Regions from separate parts of the Homo sapiens genome. Here region 2 is linked to region 1. A link is an interaction called in ENCODE POLR2A ChIA-PET data of the cell type or tissue named here. Cell type or tissue: OCI-LY7. All regions are shown on one strand. Links, peaks and the distances in the headings refer to the core of each region. The heading gives the core; the rest is flanking DNA.

The links. Peaks named below come from ENCODE experiments on the same cell type or tissue, not always from the same donor. Only the 100,000 strongest peaks of a DNase experiment are listed, where the experiment ranks them.
Region 2: POLR2A ChIA-PET joins it to region 1 with 10 read pairs; 3 of 35 experiments call an interaction of 5 or more read pairs at or near these places.

Annotation. Positions count from the first base shown.
Region 1 is chr13:73,845,666-73,854,802 of GRCh38, reverse strand. It overlaps KLF12 (KLF transcription factor 12), which reads left to right. Exons shown (of 8, transcript NM_001400136.1): 4 at 8,430-8,976. Among named protein-coding and RNA genes, the nearest start is that of LINC00393, 190 kb to the right of the region's middle. In OCI-LY7, for the core only: a CTCF peak has its summit at 5,321 (motif pointing left); a DNase peak (open chromatin) is centred at 5,342.
Region 2 is chr13:73,957,424-73,965,423 of GRCh38, reverse strand. All of the region lies in intron 2 of KLF12 (KLF transcription factor 12), which reads left to right. Among named protein-coding and RNA genes, the nearest start is that of KLF12, 170 kb to the left of the region's middle. RefSeq lists an enhancer at 4,439-4,608. In OCI-LY7, for the core only: no CTCF peak of the experiment used is centred there; a DNase peak (open chromatin) is centred at 4,051.

The sequences.
Region 1 (9,137 bases), core at 496-8,495:
CGAAATGACAACTGTTCACATTGTATTTACATTGTGTTAGATGTTATAAGTGATGTGGAGATAATTTAAAGTATATGGGGAGATTTGTGTAGGCCGTATGCAAATACTGTGCCATTTTATATCACGGATTTGAGCATCTGTAGTTTTGGTATCCTTGGTGGAGGGGGGTCCTGGAACCAATCCCCCATGGATACTACCAAAGGAACCACTGGGTTATCCAAAAAGCAAAGCCATTGTTTTGCTAATATGCCTTTGTTTACATAAAAAGGTTACAGTTTTGCTTTACATGTTTATCCTGTGTAGGAGTTTTTAAATGTATCATTTGACTGTTACAGCCACTCTGAGGTCAAGTTTTCTTTCTCTGAAATTTGATATACTTCAATACTATGAGATACTGTTGTAAGAAATAACTGTTTATGGTGAACATTTTATAGAATCAAAAGCAGGGCCCATCTGGTAGCAGAGATTAATCTGTTCGAGGATGATAAACATTATTGCATATTTTAAAATATGTATCTAGCACAGAACATTTGCCTCAGGCACTGGAGTGAGATTGTGGTTTAGGATAAAGATTTATCCCCTAAAAGTCTATACAACAGGTTTTTCTGGCAGTATAGTGAAATTTTAATTAATATTTTAAGTCATGCAATGAATAATAACATTAATTTAAAACCAAAAGAACAAAATTCTAATCATGAGGAAAAGATAACCCTATAATAGTTACCTCTTTATTTTTAAGACATTTTTGTGTGCTTTGTGAAATGTTGTTTAAAAACAATTGCAAGATAATAGGACTTAATCCAGCTTCCGTTTTTGACCTGTTATAGTGATACTACTACTTCTTCTGGCCATATAAGTAGGATTTAAAATTCAAAACATCTTGAGCACCATATTCCAAGCTAACAAGTGTGATGTATATTCCCTAGTTATATGGTAAAAGAAAATATCTTCTATTTGCTAAAGGTTTGTGTATTTATCTGGAACACATTTATGTTCCCGTTTAAAAATGTTTGTCCATGTTTTCAGTCCTTGGGAATGTCTGCTTACCATTTTTTTTTTTTTTTTAGACAGGGTCTCACTCTGTCGACCAGGCTGGAGTGCAGTGGCGCAATCTCAGCTCACTGCAACCTTCACCTCCCAGGTTCAAGCGATTCTCCTGCCTCAGCTTCCCTAGTAGCTGGGATTACAGGCGCCCACCACCACACTCTGCTAATTTTTGTATTTTTTTAGTAGAGACAGGGTTTCACCATGTTGGTCAGGCTGGTCTTGAACTCCTGACCTCAGATGATCTGCTGGCCTCAGCCTTGGCTAGGATTACAGGTGTAAACCACCACGCCTGTCCTGCTTACCAATTTTAGAATGCATGAACAAAATTCCCTGTCTCCTCCTCACTCACTCACACCAACCTAAAGTCATCACACACATGGGCCAAACCAGAGTTTCAGAGTAGCAGTCAGCTGTAAACATAGATTCTGATTTGCTTCAGGTAAATAATATGATTTATGAAAGTCCTGGTAAATAGGTCATGAAAAAATATAACTATTAGGAAGTAAGAGAACTTTAGGATAAATTTAAATGTGTGTATTGAACACATTTTAAAGGTTAGCATTTTCAATTCAATTCATATGTAAAAAAGCATTAAAAATGTAGGCTCACGCCTGTAATCCCAGCACTTTGGGAGGCCGAGGGAGGCGGATCACGAGGTCAGGAGATCGAGACCATCCTGGCTAACACGGTGAAACCCTATCTCTACTAATAATACAAAAAATTAGCCGCATGGTGGCGGGCGCCTGTAGTCCCAGCTACTTGGGAGGCTGAGGCAGGAGAATGGCATGAACCCGGCAGGCGGAGCTTGCAATGAGCTGAGATCGCGCCACTGCACTCCAGCCTGGGCGACAGACCAAGACTCCGTCTCAAAAAAAAAAAAAAAACATAAATGTAAAAGCACAGAGAGTACATTATTTGATGTATAGACTTCAAATTTTCTTAAGGAATCAATCATTTCTGTTTTGTTTTGTTTTGCTTTGAGATGGAGTCTCGCTCTGTCACCCAGGCTGGAGTGCAGTGGCACGATCTCGGCTCACCACAACCTCTGCCTCCTGGGTTCAAGTGATTCTCCTGCCTCAGCTTCCCCAGTAGCTGAGATTACAGGCACGCGCCACCACGCCCGGCTAATTTTTGTATTTTTAGTAGAGACTGGGTTTCACTATGTTGGGCTGGTCTTGAACTCCTAACCTCAAGTGATCCGCCGCCTCAGCCTCCCAAAATGTTGGGATTACAGGCGTGAGTCACCGTGCCTGGCCGGAATCAATCATTTCTTAAACTGACAATTGACATATTGATATAAGGCAGTTGAATTAAATATTTATTCAAATATCTTCCCCTTGCATGCAGTAGATAACTCATTCAAACCAAATTCCAGGTTATCAGTGTAGGATATTTCTACTTGTTTCCTTTTACTCTGTCATCTGTACTTTTAGAGGAAGTACAATTTATCTTTCTTTAGTATACTTTGCTTTACGTTTTTGTCAGTTTTATAAATTCACACTTTTACGGCATTTATGTTTAAGAGTTTGCCCTTGAACATGTAAAGAAGAATCACTGAGCTGAAAGCAAGGTAAATTATGACCATGGGGGCTCATGCAAGACAAATATTGAAAAATAGGCTTCCCTTTTTAGTAATACAAAAGAATAGAGGAAAGTGAAATGCATACTCCATTCACAAATGGATGTGTGGTGACTTTTATACTTGTAGCAGAAATAGCCAGAGTTGCGGGATGCTTCTTTTAAGAATGGTGCTCATCTCTTAAAACCATTTCATTTACTACTAATAAAAAATTGTATTTACTAAGGGAAACCCAGGCACCAAAACTAAGCCATGTACCTACTGTGCACTTCATGTTCAAAAGGAATTTGGCTCTTCACCTAAAATATACTAGTCTTTAAAATAATGCAGCGTAACCTAAAAGCTCCAAGGATGTGGAGTCATAGATTTAGTTTAATTCCTTTTTAATGTGAAATAGAGTAAATTTCTTTAAGCACTTCCTATAAAAGGTACATGTTCAATTAATCACTAAGTCACACAGTGAAATTTATGTAAACTAATTTTCTACCAAGACACAAGAAACAAATATGCTCCTGTATTGTCTCATAATAAGACTGCTAAAGAATGACCAACATCCCAAAGCAATTATTTGAATCTATTTGTTATATTATTGTCATAATGGATGCACACTGAAGTGTGGATTGATTTAAGTTATTTATACTGTGGAATTAAGAAATCAGGCCAGTCAGTTAAAATGTATTCCATCAACTGTTACATGATCTTCCTGTGGGCCAATCTAACTCAGCTAGAAAGTAGAGGAAAAAAAAGTATCAAATGACAGTTGTCTATATTTTAAGAGAAAATTGTTTCTAAATAATCATAAGAGATCCCTAAAGATGACTTGTTCAGCTTTTTGTAACATGTATTTATTTGGTTCAGTAAACACTGTGCCTCCGCAATGACTGTATTTATGAGATTCTGTGTCAGAATATATCTTACGCTACATTCAGTGAGTCAAGTTCCTCCTGAGATAGTTTTAGTAATAGAGTAAGTTCTGTTTGGAATTTTTAGTTCTAACCGGAGGAAGTTCTGCTCATTTGCTTGTCTCTCTCATTTCTCAGTATTACTTAAAAAGCACTTAATGCCATTAACCCAATCTTCACAACCGTTGTATGAGTTTGGAATTAACATCACACTTTTATAGATGGATAAGCTAAGACCTAGAGAATTTTCGTGATGATACCAAGATCGCACAGCTAATAAACAACAAGGATTGGTGATGAATCTAAGTCTTTTGTGTCCAAATAAAATTTTCTTTGTATAATATCACACAACAGGATACAAAACAAAGATTCTTGTGACAGTTAAGCCATGAGCTATGTAATGTTAGGCAAGTTACTTTATAATCTTTTCTAAAAATTGCCATGAAATTATTTCTCAACACATTTGTAAAAGTAAAATGGAACATAATTTATTTAAATGACCGATGACTGAAAGGATAGATAGATAGCTGGGACCATCTTGTGTGTACGTGTGAATGCCCATGTATGTCAGCCCCATCTCTAAACATTGCTGGTGTTACTAAAGAGGAAAGAGCATGTGAATCTTGAACGACATTTAGTAGAATATTATGCATTGCTCCTCAGCTCTGACTACACAGAAAAATCCCTGGAGGGGTTTCCAAAGATAGAGTAGTATCCGGACATATTTTTCTTTCTTTTTAAATTCCAGGTGATTAAAATATACGACCATCATTTAAAATTGTTTTGTTCACAGACAGACTGTAATAAAATTCAGTTGATAGCAATAGATAACTGTAGGAAACACATCTAGTACTCTGGGAACTAACAAGTAGGAGGTTTTAGATTCATTTGACATTCATTCAACAAAATGCCTAAAGCTGAAATTACATTTTAAGATGTTTATTCAGGAAAAAAAAGTTATCTGATTAGAAAACCTCAAATGTAATTTCCAGATCACTCAAAAAAAACATGTTCACTGGAATGTTATATGTAATATTTTATCAAGTGGGTTAATGTGAGTAAAACTGGCTTTGAGACTTTTGGAGAAAAGACAATGTGACAGCATAATCCTTATGTTTATCTTTAGGTTTTCACACACATTGTTTTTAATGAAGTATATTGTTCCATTTACTTTTCTGGCCTTTTGTGTGTATTTGTGCAATTATTTAATATGTATTATAAAAATTTAAGTTTTACAGTGTACCTTTTCAAGGAATATTATATAATCTTTTGGAAAATGAAATTACTCTCCTCTTTGACAAAAATCCAGTGTTCTTATACAATCTTCATGTTGTTAGAAGGAGGGTTTTAGCATGAATATGAATACAGTAAGTCTTCTATCTTTCATACCAGGGACATCAACAGCAAAAATTCAGCTATAGTCACCACTCCCAGGCAAAGATCATGATGGGCTTTTATTTAAAAACAAACAAAAAAACCCCACTTAGTTGACACTGCCATGAGAATTCATTAATGAATCAAGAATTGAGGAGTTACTAAACAAGGGCAAAATGTTAGTATGGAATTCTTTGTCCTTTTTGCAGAAGTGTCTCTTCCTTGTGCTTAAAACTTACGACCTTTCTTTGTTGTTTCTCCTCTTTTCAGTGTTCTTATCCCCTTTGAGGCTGGTTCCTGAGTGGCATACCCCGTATCTCCTCTCGCTTTCTCTAATACTTGTAATCCTTTCATTTAATTTTCACTATTCTAAGTATTTCTTACTTGGGATTCTTTCCTTTGTATCTCCTCAGCCTTCGTTCCCCCTTGTGGCCATTTGTAGTGCTCCCTTCCTGTCAGCACAACCACACATTTACAGATGCAAATCTCAGAACCAATGCTTTTTTTTTTTTTTTTTTTTTTTTTATGGAGTCTCCCTCTGTTGCCCAAGCTGGAGAGCAGTGGCATGATCTTGGCTCACTGCAGCCTCCACCTCCTGGGTTCAAGCGATTCTTCTGCCTCACCTTCCTGAGTAGCTCGGATTACAGGTGTGCACCACAAAACCAATGCTTTTGATTTTCCATTTCCTAAAAGTAAAGAAATGAATTTCTAATGATGATTTCAGGAGTAAGACTTTTGGGTCGTTTTTCTTCCCTAAAAGGAGGAACACAAGTATGTGCCATAGCTGTTTTGAGACCATATTTTTGCAGTACTTCTGGCTTTACAGATATGTCTGTGTAATCTGAAGCTGCAATTATGGATGACTTTACCTGCACCATAATCATTGCATAAGAGATTAGTGTCGGCTGTCAGGATATGCTGCTGTGTCAACGCTGTAAACAGATGAATGGTACAAGAAGGATTTTGTCCTGTTTATACTGATGAAGCATTATTTTTGAGTGTGCTAGCTGCATTTCAGCTGCCACATATGAAAAAGGACCAGCGTCTGTCTCTGTGATTTTACAAATTCATGTGTAATTTGTAGAAGGTTCTCAATAAGATTTCTTTGGTCCCAAAGTTTGGTTTATTCTTCCTTATTTTTGTGAGCCTTTTCTATATTCTGGTTTGAGCTCATGCAAAAGCCATGTAATTCTTAAGTGTCTCAAAGTACCTAGGGGCTCTTAATATTTGGCTTCACAAGTTTCTAATGAAAGCTAATATGCATTAGCTAAAATATATAGCTATATATTATATATGCTATATGTATTATATATAATATGCTATATATATGTTATATATATTATATATAATATATAGCTAATATTATTTATGAGGTATAACCCTGTTGTTCATAGCAACAAGATGTTGTTATGAAACTTCTTAAGAGGTAAATATTTTCCTCAGTAAGAGATTAAGAAGATACCCACAAGAGGTAGACTTGTGTGATAAACAAAGATAATTTAGAGAAGACTAAGCAGTCTGCAAAGCTCAGTAAAACTTGGTGCCTCACAAGCAATCTCCTTACAGATAAGGTCCGCATTTATCAGCTCCCCCTCCTGTATTGTCTGTCTACCCAGTCAACTTTCATTTACATTATAGAACATTTCTGCAGTGATGTACTCTTTACTCCTTGATTTGTAAATGTATGTAGGAATCTTGTGTCTAAGTAGACAGGAGGAGAAAAATTTGTGGTGGAAGTAATCACTCTCTCTAAAATAAGAATTTTTGATATGTTGATACGGTAAAAGGAGAAAAACTTACCTAGACTATATTTAAAGTCAAACTAGTGGTGTTTAATAATATGTGCTTACTGATATGTTTTATCTTTTAATGACAAACTAGTTGATGTCTTTTATGAAAGCAACCTAAGCAAAGAATTTCTATGTGGGTATAATATAGTAATAAGAAACATTTTGCATTATTCTACAAAGAAATAAAATGATAATGCTGAAATTGAAATACTGTTCTAGTTACAAGAGTAGATAATGCTAATAGCTTTTATCAAAGCAGTTCAATTTATGGTGTTTGTTTTTTCTTTGTTTTTTAAATGTCTTTGAAAAGATTAAAAATTTATTTCTCAATTTCAGCACATAAACTGAAAATCTTGTCATTTAGAATTTCATACAGTAGATATTTTAGATGACTCATTTTAATTGTTTCTAAGTCATTTGTTTTTATAGGTAAGTAACCATGTTAGCTAAGAAAAAGGAAAAACAGCATTAAAACATCAACCCATTTCCTATTTTAGTTGATCTGGTACCATTACTGATTTATTTTCTTTCTTTTCTCAGTTGCTGAGTAAAATGCCCGTGTGCTACTGCCTATTGTATGTTTTGAATGGAGCTGTAATTTATATTCTATTTTAAAAAGGCTTTAGGAAACATGTTTCATTCCTTTAAATGTATGCCGAAGTTTTAGGGGGAATAGCACACCAAAATCTTTTATTAAATGAGGAACAAAATGAACCAATTTAATATAATTTTAGGTATTGTTCTGATCCATAAAAAGTGAAAAAAAGTTTTTGTTCCTCATAAATGGGAAAATAATGTCTATGTTAACCTGGCCAAACAGATGTAACCAAAATAATCAGTAGAGTCTAATTCTCTCTTTTTAGTCTAGACTGACACCACTAATAGTACTCTTATGCCATTTGGGGACTTGCAAGCAGACATTTCATAAATGTTTGTTGAATTTATGAATGAATAGATATATGAGTAAAATTATATTCATGCAAATAATAGCATGCTGATCACATTAGTCTGGGTAAAATCTTGGAGTCTATTATTATCAAATTTTGCTCATTAAAACTTAAAAGAGTGCAGGTGAACTTGAACAACATTATCATCATTATTTCAGATTAAATGAAAATTCATAGACAAATTATAATTTTCAGGATAAGTTTTTCTTAAATTATTATTTCCTAAAATGTCACTTGTAGTTGTGCACATTATTTTGAGAAGAGTTAGCTAATTATTAGAAATGACTTCCATTTAATAAATTAGTGATCAGGTGTGGGAGGTTGAAGAACTTTATGCCCTTTTTTAATGCTCAGAATATACTGAGTATGGTATGGTAACTCTTGCAACAAGTATGAAAGTAGAAATGTCATAGTGAGTTTTCCCACTATTGTTGCCAGGTAATATGTTTCCGTATTGTGATAGTGTTGAGTAAGGGTTAGAATCCTAGAGATTCATATGGCCTCTTTTCTCCTTCATAGAGCACTGATTTCATAGTATTTTAATAATTGTCTATCTGTCCCAATGGAATGAAAATGTCTTTATGGTAGAGGCCTTATTCTGTTTTGTACTCTTATGCCCTCAGTTTTAATCACAGTGACTGTCTCTGAGCAATCCTTCAGATATTTGGAGAACGAATAAATGTCCCATAGCAATAAGAGAAAAAGTAATAAACGTTCAAGTGGTAAGCCATGCATCGATAAAATGTGTGATAAACAAAGATAAATATATGTTCCATTTTTCTCCCCACAGTCTCCAAACGTCCACAACTATCCCGATATGGAAGCCGTTCCCCTGTTGCTAAATAATGTGAAAGGGGAGCCCCCGGAGGACTCGTTATCTGTAGATCACTTCCAAACACAAACTGAGCCAGTGGACTTGTCAATAAACAAAGCCAGGACGTCCCCTACTGCCGTTTCATCCTCCCCAGTTTCCATGACAGCATCTGCCTCCTCACCTTCTTCAACTTCAACCTCTTCATCGTCTTCTAGTCGTCTAGCCTCATCCCCAACTGTTATCACATCAGTATCTTCAGCGTCATCTTCGTCAACAGTATTAACTCCAGGGCCCCTTGTGGCCTCTGCATCTGGTGTTGGAGGCCAGCAGTTTTTGCACATTATCCATCCCGTACCGCCTTCAAGTCCCATGAATTTACAGTCTAACAAACTGAGTCATGTTCACCGCATCCCCGTGGTGGTACAGTCGGTGCCTGTTGTCTACACAGCTGTAAGGTCACCTGGAAATGTGAACAACACTATTGTCGTGCCGCTTTTGGAGGATGGGAGAGGCCATGGCAAAGGTAAGAGACATAAACAAGCCTTGATTTATTTCAGCACTAGAGGTGACTTCATTTTTGCAGTGAACAAAACCTAAATTGTATACAAACACTACATCTAAAGAAGTTCTGTGTAGAGCAACGTGGAGACACCAGCTGTTCAGCCTTAAGTAGAACACAGTTTA
Region 2 (8,000 bases), core at 1-8,000, 110 kb before region 1:
GTTAGGTCCGATGGAAGAATGAAGAAATGAGCCATCAAAATAAAGTGCTTTTAGAATAAAATATTTCTTATGGAGACTTGACATTAAAATATTTTGCCCCAAAGTCTTTAGTCTGAAATATGTATTATTCGTCTGAAATATGTATTATTGTCATGGGATAATGTATTTTTAATGGTGGCAGCATTGACCTATTAAAGTATAAAGTTCTCAGCACTATTTTTTTTTGCTGTTGATGGTAGCTTTGTTTGTGAAGTAGCCATGTTGAGGGCATTGGATCCTAAGGTAAAGGCTTTTGACTGTTATGGTATCTGGAGTCACACTGATCCCTCACAGATGGGTTACAAGTGTACCTGAGATGTGCATCCCTACCCCTTGGGACTGCCTGCCAAGGCCAAGCTAAACTGCTTACCCCGGTATGCAATGGAGCTGCTACCTTTTTTGCATGTTCCATAGTGTGAAAATAATTGGGAAGCACTGCTTACAGTCCTGTTTTGTCTTTGGCTTCCTTGGAATGTCATAGGCTAGGTTCATATCAACCTTAATGTGTCAGATTCTCTTTAATGTGCCTCCTGCCATTTATTCTGATCATGTTTTTTGTTTTTGAAGTAAAGACGAGGTCTCACTATGTTACCCACGCCAGTCTCGAACACTTGGGCTCAAGTGATCCTCCCACCTCAACCTCCCAAAGTGCTGGGATTTATAGGCATGAGCCACCATGTCCAGCTTCTGATACCTTTTTGAAAGAATTGGGGGGTCCAAAAAGCTTTCGGGTATACACTAAAACTAGAATGACCTTAGATTTTTTTTTTTTTTTTTTAAGTAGAGACGGAGTTTCACCATGTTAGCCAGGATGGTCTTGATCTCCTGACCTCGTGATCCACCCGCCTTGGCCTCCCGAAGTGCTGGGATTACAGGCATGAGCCACCGTGCTCGGCTGACCTAAGATTCTTATAGAGTGTTTCTGAAATTGAGCGGTGGTTTTGCTATTGTCAATGTCCAATAACCTGGAAAAAAACCTGGGTAGGCTGTTTTGAGCTTCTGTGTTCTGTGAGCTATTCTGTAAACAATGGGAGATGCAAAGATCAATGAATTGTGGGTAGGAGCCAGTAAGATGCTCACTGTTGCATGGACCTACTTATTAATATTTGTGTTTTCTTGTGGACTCTTTATGTCTCTGCATCCATGGCTGTAGTTGGTGTGGGTGTGTGAAAGTACAGGGTACCTGGGTTTTCTCTTACTAGTTATACTGTCACACATATTACTTTTCCATTGCCCACTATTTGGATGGAAGGTCATGAATGGTATAAAATTAGACATTTGTCACAATACTTCAGAAGGAATCTGTCAGTACTTTCAAGCTAGCTTCCCCATTTGTTGATTTCACTGGTAATAAATTGTAGAAACAAACGCATGAGTTGAACCTCAGAGACTGTTCTTGCTTAAGTTCCACCTCATAATCCCATAGTGCTAGGTTTTCTTCTCATCTGTTATTGAGGGGCACAATCTTTTTGCCAGTTCTTTTGGGTGTTTGCATTTCTGAACCAATCAATCAGACTTTAGCATCCAAGCTGTACATGATTTCTTATTTAAAATTAGTAGCTTGCATAAATATAAACAATGTTTTTTCAAGTAATTACATTTAGATAAATATTTCTGCTTCTCCTTGACAACTTATTTTCTATGTCAAAATATTAAGATTTTCTGAAGTTAGTATTGAAAATGAAAGATTTATCCATTGGCATTATTAGCGTCATACGAGTACTAAATTATATACGAAACTTTTCCATATAGAAAATTGGAGTTATTTTTCCGAAAACTTTTTAACTTAAAAGGTAGTTGATATAAACAGATGTTCCAAAAACATTGTTGAATGACTTGTCCTAATTGTTGGAAGTAGTAAAACCTAAAACCATTTTTTAACGTTTATATAATCCATTCTAAAATTGAAAATAAATAGAAAAGTTAAGGTTAGTTGAGGCAGAGTGCTGTGTCTCAATGCCTGCGATGGTTTTTCCCACTGGATGTTTTTCAGGGACATACAAATAATTCCGAGTGTGTGTGTGTGTGTGTGTATACTGAAGTACTATACTTCAGCATATATACGTGTGTGTGTGTGTGTGTGTGTGTGTGTGTGTGTGTATAAATGACTCTCTTATACTTTATGATTGTTAACCTGTATAGAAACTTTGATTTTTCTATCCCAATAGAACACACATATTCTTACATCTTCTGGCACAAAATGACTATGCTTTATTTAATTGTATTTTAATCTTTTATTTAATAAGTATACCAGATAGCAATTTTCTTTACTGCTAGGGGAAAAATGATTAAATGCAGAATGATATATTTGCCCATGTTGCCTGGTATTTCAAATTATTAACCAATCCCTTCTATTGGTGTTGACAAAATGCTAAAAAGTAATGTGGGGTGATAGAATTATGTTTGAATCTCTGTTACAAGTATGCTTAAGTAATATAAAATTGTGTGAGAGAATGGTCTGTTTCTTCAAAACTCTTGAGATAGCACCTTGCTACTTTTTATAATTTTATAGACTTGGCAATCGTGGTTACTTTTAGGCACTAGTGTTTTTACATATGTCTAAATATTAATTATAGTACCCCTGAAGTGAGTTAGGAAATGCATTATCGAATTGTCCATTTATTTTTAACTGCTTTTTTTGGAGACCATGGTACAGAGTATATTCTTTTTGTTTTTGAATTTTAAAAAGTAGAATTTGTGATTAAACTTGCGAAGAGATTTTTAAAATACACTTTATTTTTAGAATTTTGAATGCACAGCAAAATTGAGCAGAAAGTACAGAGAGTTCCCATCTACCCCTCATCCCTACACATACGCAACCTCCTTAAAAATTTCAGCATCCTGCACGACAGTGGTACATTTGTTACAATGGATGAACCTACGTTGACACATCATTGTGATTCGAAGTCCATAGTCTGCAATAGGGCTTACTCTTTGTGTACATTCTGTGGGTTTTGACAAGTGCATATTGATGTGTATTCACTATCATAGTCTCATAAAAATAGTTTTATTGTTCTAGAAATCTTCTATGCCCTTCCTGTTTATCTTTTCCTTCCCCTTAAGACCTGGCATCTCTTGATCATTTTACTGTGTCAGTAGTTTTGCCTTTTCCAAAATGTCATAGAGTTGAAATCATATAGGATATTACCTTTTCAGACTGGCTTTTTAAATTTATTTTTCACTCAGTAATATGCATGTAAGGTTCCTGCATGTCTTTTCATGGCTTGATAACTAATTTCTTTCTATTGCTGATTAATATTCCATTGTCTGGATGTACCACAGTTTATCCATTCACCTAATGAAGGACATTTTGATTGCTTCCAAGCCTTGGGGATTATGAATAATGCTGCTATAAAGGTTGCATGGACATAATTTCAGTTCATTTGAGTAAATTCCAAAGACAGTGACAGTGTGATCTTATGGTAAGAATATATTTAGTTTTGTAAGAAGCTAATAAACTGTCATCCAAAGTGGCTGCCCATTTTGCATTTCTACCAGAAATGAGAGTTCCTGTTGCTCCACATCCTCCCCTACATTTGCTGATGTTAGTGTTTTGGATTTTGGCCATTCTAATAGTTGTGTAATGGCATCTCGTTGTTTTAATTTGCAATTCCCTAATGATGTATGGTGTTGAACATCTTTTCATATGCTAACTTGCCATCTTTGTCTTGTTTGGTAAGGTGTCTGTTGCCCTAAAGTCTCATTATAACACACACTCCTTAAGTTTTATTAAATTTAGGTAAGATTGCAGATTTTACTGTACACATGTCAGGAGCCCCCTGTGACTTGGTCCCCCTGGAGTTTTTAACTCCTAGAGTTGTCCACTCTGAGTCCCTAGCAATCCGTCAATTACAATTTGGGGTTTCCTGCCTGAATACTGGTTCTCACAGAGTTTTCTTCCCTGGTAAGTTCTGTTTCTCTGTGTCTTCCATCTTTGTCTCCAATTTCGGGACTGTATTTGCCTGTGACTTCTCTAACAGATCTGAGAAGAGTTGTTGATTTTTTCGGTTTGTTCAGCTTCTCACTTGTTAGGATGGAGTGGCTACTTCTAAGCTTCTTACATGCTAGGCAGGAAACCGGAAAGATTTTTTTAAGAAAATACCCAGAGGATATTTTTAGTTCTTCCAAAAATGCATTGTTAGTGAGAACACAGTCCTCTTCATAATAACTCTCTAGGAATTTTCTCAAAAAACATTTCCAATATTGTTATATAATCTGAGAATGTGGCTATCATGATTAAAGGCTCAAAGGAGGGCAGAATCTAATTGTTGTGATTATAAGATAGTATGTTTTATTCAAAAATCTGACAAGTGTAAATCTTTTTGTTCTTGTGTACTTTCCCCAGACAGAACCAGGAAAGATTTATTTCTCCTATGAGTAAGATCTTTAAAAGTACACTCACTGGCTACTCCCTGTAGTTAAAAAATAAATAAATAAATAAATAAAATTAAAGTATTTGGCCAATAATTTCTTTTTTAAGGATGCTAAATACTTAGCACAAGATAATAGTATAATGTGTCCATTTGTCTATTGTCAAGGAACTCCCTAGAACATAAAAAACATATCATTCTCAGATGAGTTAACAGTATAACATAGATCTCTGCATAATGAAAATATTTGCAAACGTTTTGATAGTGCAGTTCAAGCTGTATAACAGATTCAGCATATCAGTTACAAATATAACTTAGACAATACATTGTTTCAGTTTCAGCTGCATATTTTTAAGTTTTGTATTAGTTAAATTGTAACTGTAACATGAGTATATATGGGACAGTGTGTATGTGTTTGTATGTATGTGCACATTGCTGGTTAGAGAACCAAAATGACTCTTTTACACTTTATGATTGCTAACCTGTATAGGAACTTTGTTTTTTTTATCCCAACCATTGGCTCTTCTTTTTTTTAGCCCACTTGACTCTTTTTTTGCCTCACATTTTGAACTGTCAAGCATTTATTTTAATTGTATAGATAACATTTAAAATTATTTTAAAAAGTGAGAAAACATGTCAAAGCAAGTGAAAAATCTCACTCCATGTTCTATCAGCTCCAATTTTGAGTGTTTATCATTTTAGCATGCTTTTTCTGTCTCATATGCATTATTTTTAAAGTTATAGGAACATACTGTTTTTTTCACTTCTTTGTGATTCGTCATTTATATCAAGACAAAGAGCTACATATTTAATATATAAATATTTGGTGGTTTGAATGTCTCATAATCTATTCATCTAGTTCTCAATTGTTTGACATTAGATTGATTTCAATTATTATTTTTAATACTGGAAGCAGGTCGATTGTTCAGTCACTTTTTGAGACTCACATTGGCTGTGAATATTGTTATTTTTCCAGGATGCCTGTAGGCCTGATGTTTCTCATCTATTTATGTATCTCCAGTTTTTTTCAGGGAGTTTAGTAGGGTTTCAAGTTAATGGTAAAACAAAAAAAGCTTGCATTTTGCGGTATTTGAGGCTGTTGATCCCGCAATTTTAACTTTCAAAAGGTGGTGGTGGTTTGCCATCGTCTGATCTTTCAGACTAAACTATTAGGAGCAAAATAAAGTTTTATTATGCATTGCCCTTTTAAAATCTAGAAGCAATATCTTTGTTTTTATACAGCATTTACCTGATAATGTGTTGAGAAATAAGGTTCCTAAAATGTCTCTTTATATTTGCCTGAAATAACCATAATGAGAATCACTTCATATGTAAATATATTACATGAGATATATAATTTTACATATGTAGTACATTACCATATACATGTACTATATTTAAACACATCTAATTATATATAATACTTTTAACTGCTATGTAAGTCACTTATCCTTATCTACTAGTAGACTTCATTTCTCCTTTAATATATCTAATATAAATAATATATATTTTATATAAAATGCAGACATATTTTCTAAGGCTTCCTTATGACCTTACATTTTATCTAGCATCAACAATTGCCAAGATTTTCCTCTGATGCTGGTTAAATTAGTTAAGCTGTAGACATAGAGGAACAATTTCCCTCTGTCCCAAAATGTCTTTGGTGGTGGGATGAAAGAAAATACCATCATATATGGGACAATGACAATTGGAATAGAGAGAAAAGGCCGGCTGTGACTGGCCAAGAATTGTGGTAACAAGTTTTATGTGGGGTAGCAAGGGAACAGTTGCTAGCCTGAGAAATAGGGTTGTGTCAATGATGATGTCATTCCTTGATGGAAAATTCATGATGCGGAGCAAGATGTGTCTTTCTTGCCTGCGTTTTTTTTTGGAAGGGGGGTGTGGAGGTCAGAGATGCTGAACTTGGTTTGGATTTGTTAGTTGTGCCATCCCCATGGAATGTCCAGTTGGAGATGTTAAGGGGTCAGTTGGAATATAGTTCTGGATCTTCGGGGATAAAGAGGCCAGTGCTAAAGATACAAAGTTAGGTTTCAGCAATTAGTTGCTGAAGTCTGCCTAGCAGATGAGATCACCTTCGTGTTTTCCAGTTGGGGCACACCTGAGATTGTGGATAGAGCAGTTCGTTGTTTGGGACTGACTCATACGCTAAGGACTTTTAACATCTCTAGCTTCTGGGTGATAAAGGAAAGTGGCATTCTTCCAATTTTATGACATTCAAAACTTCCCACTCCCCGCCACCTTTCAATTTCCAGAAAGATTGGGTGGAAACTACAGGTAAGATCATGGTACCAATTCAGTGTGAGAGCCACTGACATGATAATGTAGAACAGCTTTGTCCAAGAGATATAGAATACAATCCACATATGTAATCTTCAGTACTCTAGTAGACACTAAAAGAAGTTATGATTTTTGTTTTCTAGTAGACATTTTACAAGTTTAAAAAAAAAAATTGGCTGGGCACAGTGGCTCACGCCTGTAATTCCAGCACTTTGGGAGGCTGAGGCGGGCAGATCACCTTATGTCAGGAGTTCAAGTCCAGCCTGGTCAACATGGTGAAACCCTGTCTCTACTAAATATACAAAAATTAGCCAGGCATGGTGGTGTGTGCCTGTATCCCAGCTACTCGGGAGGTTGAGGCAGTAGAATCACTTGAACCCAGGAGGCGGAGGCTGCAGTGAGCCGAGATCGCACCACTGCACTCCAGCCTGGGCGACAGAGTGAGACTGTGTCTCAAAAGAAAAAAAAAAAGTTAAAAAAAATTAACCCAGTGTAATCAAAATACCATTCAACATGTAATTAATTCAAAAATTATGAGACATGCTAAATTCTATTTTTTATACTAAGTCTTCAAAATCCAATATGCTTTTTGCATACATCTAAATTTGGACTAGTCATGTCTCAGCTGCTCAGTAGTTGCAACAAGTGGCTACCCAGACAGCACAGATATAGACGGTGCAACAAAACTGCATGTGCGAAAAGAAGTGAATTTGTGGTTTGCTTTTCTGCATATCTCCTGTCTTCTAAAACCAATTCCCTCTTTTATTCCTGTGAATCAACAGTACGATCTTCTAGAAAGGATCCAACGTTTAAACCTGTGTTTCTTGCCCTACTGCCCAGCGTATCTTTTAATTTTTTATAAAGAGCACCCTTCCCTCGTTTCTTTAGCAATTTATTTACATAACTTGTGATCATTTTTATTGTTCTTCACAGAAACTAGATGGAACAACCACAAGGATATATTAAATTTTATGTCACTTTTTTCTAACAAAATTAATAAAATATAAACAGGTTTATATTTCAGTTCATATTGTGAAATATTTTGTTCTTGATACAGGGGTCACTCTTTGTTTTTGTGAAGGAATGCAAAATCTAAAGATCTTATCCAGCCAATCTGATGTAGAGCCAAGGATAAAACTCTGTCTTCTAGTTCCCTGTTGAAAGTTAAGTCACCATATTAATTTGGGTAATTGTAGTTACTTTGGAGACTTCTGAGGCTAATTTAGTAGATCCTCATTGGCCATGTCTAAGAATGGGGCCAGAGAGATTTCCTTAGTTGTTATATTAATATTG